Linked DNA regions of Homo sapiens: region 1 is linked to region 2. Evidence: read pairs that join two places in POLR2A ChIA-PET (ENCODE). Cell type or tissue: GM12878. All regions are shown on one strand.

The links. Peaks named below come from ENCODE experiments on the same cell type or tissue, not always from the same donor. Only the 100,000 strongest peaks of a DNase experiment are listed, where the experiment ranks them.
Region 1: POLR2A ChIA-PET joins it to region 2 with 7 read pairs; 2 of 35 experiments call an interaction of 5 or more read pairs at or near these places.

Annotation. Positions count from the first base shown.
Region 1 is chr1:23,572,957-23,575,456 of GRCh38, reverse strand. LOC124903876 (a long non-coding RNA gene) reads right to left here. Exons shown (of 3, transcript XR_007065537.1): 3 at 1,757-2,500. Among named protein-coding and RNA genes, the nearest start is that of ID3, 15 kb to the right of the region's middle. RefSeq lists an enhancer at 611-700. In GM12878, no CTCF peak of the experiment used is centred here; a DNase peak (open chromatin) is centred at 946; H3K27ac peaks cover 1,980 bases.
Region 2 is chr1:23,031,881-23,034,380 of GRCh38, reverse strand. The region is part of intron 2 of KDM1A (lysine demethylase 1A); the gene reads right to left. Among named protein-coding and RNA genes, the nearest start is that of MIR3115, 11 kb to the left of the region's middle. RefSeq lists an enhancer at 1,153-1,202. In GM12878, no CTCF peak of the experiment used is centred here; a DNase peak (open chromatin) is centred at 1,460; H3K4me3 peaks cover 1,329 bases; H3K27ac peaks cover 2,203 bases.

The sequences.
Region 1 (2,500 bases), 540 kb before region 2:
AGTCTTGCACACTTACAACAGCTCTCACAGCTGTGCCCCACTCCCCCATCCCTGGAGACCTACAAGGGCCCATATTAACTGTATTACTTCTCTATTGCTGCTATAACAAAATGACTACAAACTTAGTCACTTAAAACAACTTAAGTTTATGCTCTCAAACCAACCTGATCTCACTGGGCTAAAATCAGGGTGTTTGCAGGGACTTCCCTTTCGGAGAATCTGGAAGATAATTGATTTCCTTGCCTTTTCCAGCTTCTGGAGGCTGCCAACATTCCTTGGGTTGTGACCCCTTCCTTCATTTTCAAAGCCAGCAACATGGCATCTCTCTGACCCTGTTTTCGTGGTTGCCTCTCTTTCTCTGACTCTTTTCTGCTGCCCTCTCCCACTTTTAAGGACCCTTCTGATTCCATTGGACCCACCTAGATAATCCTGCATAGCAACCTTCATTCCATCTGCAAACTTAATTCCCACTTGCCGTGTAACAGTACATTCACAAATTATAGGGATTAGGACACAGACATCTTTGGAGGTGACTATGATCCTGCCTACCATGTTAACCAACCCAGAGTGGCGGGGACCATACAACCCAGAGAGCTTGTGCTCCTTCTCAAGGGAGCAACTGCTGCTCAGCTCCAGCTGTCATCATCATGCATCAGTATGGGTTCAGTGTGGCTGAGTCTGCCAATATTTCAAGTGAAATCAGAAAATTGGACTTTCAGGTGAAGATTTCCAATTCTGACATCACTGTGCAGACCAAAAAAGAACAAAAAATCTCATAGGCTAGATATAGCCTGAAGCCACCCAGGTGTGACCTCTGGGTCCACCTCTACCACATCAGCTGTGTGAGATGATGAGATTTCTCTGGCATTTACAGGCTCTGCAGGTTCTGGGGGATGGAGAACCAGTCAGGCCTAGAGGCCAGAGAGAATGTGGTCAGGAGCATAGCGGGTACTGAAGGGGGTGCCTCAGGGGAAAGTTCAGAGGGAGAAGGGACTGACCATCTCCCTAAGGGACTAACCATCACCTGCAGGAAGCAGCAGTGCCTCAAAGGGTACAGGAAATCAGGCTGAGGCCGACCTGAAGAAATCAACCAGAGTAAGGTGGGCTTTATGGCTTGTGACCTCAGAACAAATCAAGCACACTCTTTCTACTTTCAAAAAGTATCAGTTCTTCCCCTCCCCACAAAACTAGCAACATTGGCTGACTGTGAGAAGAGGATGGCAGGGGCCGGGGTGAGAAGGAGGCCTTTCACTTTATGCCTCTCGAGCTTTTTGAGTTTTTAACCAGGTGAAAGTATTACCTACTTAAAACATTAAATTCAAAAGCTTTTATTCATTTAAAAATATTTTAAAATACAATCGATTACATTAGAGGTAAAAACACAAAAGTAGTTGTCATGGTGATGCTACTGCACTTCCATGAAGATGGTATGTGTGGTCATATAACAGGATGGTTTAGAAATGGTGAAATCTTCATACATTTGGCTAATTACTCCGGACCCATCGCCTGTCATTCAAACTGATGGCTGCTTTTCCTTATCCTTACATGCCAGCACTTGAATAAACCAGGTTGGTGTCTTTTGGAGTTCTTTTCCATTCTGACTGGCACAAAGCTAAGGCTCTGGAGTCAGTCGGCTTGCCTCTTCCATGCTGTGTGACCTTGAACAACATGCTTAGCCTCTCTGAGCCTGTTTCCTCATCTGTATAATGGCTTCATAGGCTTTTTATGAAGATAAATGAGTTAATGTGTATAAAGCACTTGAAACAGCACAAAATCAGTGCCCATAAATGTTGACACTTATTATTAACTATTTTCATTATTCTTTTAATCTTGTTTATTTTTGAGTGGGGGGATTATTAAAACCATAACTTAAGACATGTAACAAAACATAAGTAACGTAGGTGAACTAAAATGAAGCGAATTTAACCTCTGGTCCCCCAAATCCTTACAAGCGCCCTCTTAACAGGAGTATCATTGTCTATTTCATAGATAGAAAAACTGAAGCTTGGGGAAAGTGAGTGAGTTGCTCTAGGACACTGAGTTTGGAAATAGAAAAGATAGGAGCTTGAACCGCGTTTTCAAGACTCCAGATCCCATGGCTTTCAACTCGAGGCTGTCCTACAGTATGATTATAAAGTAACAGGTGCTCCTTCCTTATTTGGTCCAAAAGAAAAAAAAATTGCAGGGCTCAGAGGGGAACTTGGCTTTTTGATTTGTTCAGTTTGGGGTCAGCCCTTCCTTGCTCCTGGCCCCAGATTCAGTAGATTCCAGGGTGGGGGGGTCAGGTCAGCAGGTCTCTGGCTTATATTCTGGCCTCAGCTTTGGAGCCAAGTTATTCTCTCCCCTGGGAGGGAGTCAGGGTTGGGGAGGGGGTGTCAGAGCCTGGAGACTGCTGTGGATGTCCCTGGCCCAGCTGTGGCCTGAGCTTTCTCACCAGGAGGCTTTCCCAGCATCCCCACTCTTCCCCAGGCCTTCTGCCATCTCTCCCAATTCTCACCAT
Region 2 (2,500 bases):
CTGCTAGTAACCAAACACACTCAATTCCAAAGACAACCTGTCAAGTTTAGTTGGCATGACCTAAAAAAACTTTCATCTTCACAGAAAAGGTACTAGGAAACCAAATAAAACCATCATGTGTTAAAACAAATATATTCAAAAGTATAGTAAGTATAAAAATGCATGGAAATATTTAGGAAAACAAAATGAGGTAGTTTTTAAATATAAACAGTAATATTTGGTATGAAAAATCCATTATTTACCCATTTTGACTACCATAGGACTACAATATCACATTAACTTACGGTCAAAAATTGATAAATCTAAAAACAATATTTAGGTCAACAGAGAGAACTTCCTTCCAATTATATAAGTGCAATCAGACAAAAACACCCAAACTTTTTCTTTCCATAAAAATTCAACTTTGATATTAAGAACATTTTTCCATTGACCAATAGCCTAAATTATCTCTCCAATCTCAGCTTCTTTACTCCTTTAGTTCACGCTTAGCATGAGATTGGTCTTTCCAAAAACATATTTCAGTGTAACCCCCCTTGCTCAAAAAACCTCAGGGCTACCGCTGACACTCCTAATGCTCAAATTCCTTAGCCTGGCTTAGTCAACCAAGGCTATTCACAATATGGCTCCCACCATTCTGGCTTCCTCTCAGTACTCTCCCAGAGGAACCTTATTCAGTCAATTTGACCCACTGACTTCAGAATACCTTGTGCTTTCATAATTAACAAAATATTTACTTCCTGTTAAGATTAACACACTGCAGAAAGCAAAGCAAAAATTTCTAAACAAATTTAAAAGTTGGTAAGAATGAAATGTATGCAAACCTTACTTTTTTGTTTTGTTTTGTTTTTTGGATTTTTTTTTAAGGCGGAGTCTTGCTCTCACAAAGACTGGAGTGCAGTGGCACAATCTCAGATCACTGCAACCTCTGCCTCCCGGGTTCAAGCAATTCTCCTGCCTCAGCCTCCCAAGTAGCTGGGATTACAGGCACGTGCCACTACACCTGGCTAATTTTTCTATTTTTAGTAGAGACAGAGTTTCACTATGTTGGCCATGCTGGTCTCGAACTCCTGACCTCAGGTGATCCGCTTGCCTCAGCCTCTCAAAGTGCTGGGAGCCACCGCGCCTGGCCCTAACCTATATTTTTTGACAGAATAATTTCTAGTGATTGCCTTTTAAAAAGACTGAGAACAAGAAAAGGTTTGGTAGAGAAACAAACCCACAGGCCAGGCATGGTGGCTCATGCCTGTAATCCCAGCACTTTGGGAGGCCAAGGTGGGCCAACATGGTGAAACCCTGTCTCTACTAAAAATGCAAAAATTAGCTGGGCGTGGTGACGCACATCTGTAATCAGCTACTCAGGGGGCTGAGGCAGGAGAATTGCTTAACCCGGGAGGCAGGGGTTGCAGTGAGCCGAGATCATGCCACTGCACTCCAGCCTGGGCGACAGAGCGAGACTCCGTCTCCAAAAATATCAAAACGAAACAAACCTATATCTTCTCTCAAGCTTTTAATATAGTCATATAGCAATGCTTCCGTTCAATTTTTGACTAAAAACTCTTGTGAAAGACAAAAGACTTAGAAACCCTGCACAGTGTCCAAATATTTAACTCACCTGATAATATTTTATGATTCACCATCAGGGTCCAATCTATTGCTAAACTACATAAGTAGTTTAGGCTAGTAAGTTGACACTTTTTTCTAGGGAAAGTACATCCCTAATTCACCCCAGAAATTTTCAAAAAAAACATTAAGTTGTTTTAAAGGAAGAATCACTATTTTCATAACCACAAATAATATATTAGTAAGTTCTGGCTGTTATCAGCACATTTCTAAGCATTGAAGATATCCTCAACTTAAAATTTTAACGTCCCCCCAAAAACAAAGATAACTTAAACTAAACCACTGCATTATAATTAACTACAACACAATAAAGACAGCTCCCAAATCCTAAATCCTTTTGCTAAGACGTTTACTTTTTGTGGGAACAATACCTGACGTTTATGAAATTAAAAAAAAAAAAAAGCTTTCAGAAAAAAGCAAACAGCAACACCAACACATGGTTTAAAATTTTCAAAGAAACGTTTATCAACTTGGAACCTATGGTAAATCAATTATTTACTGGAGACACAACCACACAAAAAAGGTGAGGCAGCATCTGAGATATCAGATCATCAATGCGTAGTACTTAGAGCCCTTGAACTAAGAAGTCAGCCCACTCTTGAGCCACCGCAGACATTAAAAGGGTTATCCCCAAGTATCTCATTAGCAGGTCTACAGCAAAGGTAGAAGAAAGGTAAGAACCAAAAAGAACACAGAAGAAAAGAGCACAGGGTGAAGGGAAAGGTTGGAGGTAAGAACAGAAGGAAGAGAGCTAAATGTATAAGACTAGAAAGAGGAAGAAGAAAAATGAATAACGAGAGGTGTAAAGTAAAAAGGCAGCTACATTTGCCTGGGACATTAGCCCCAAAGGTAATATACTACTGAAACTAGAAACCTTCAA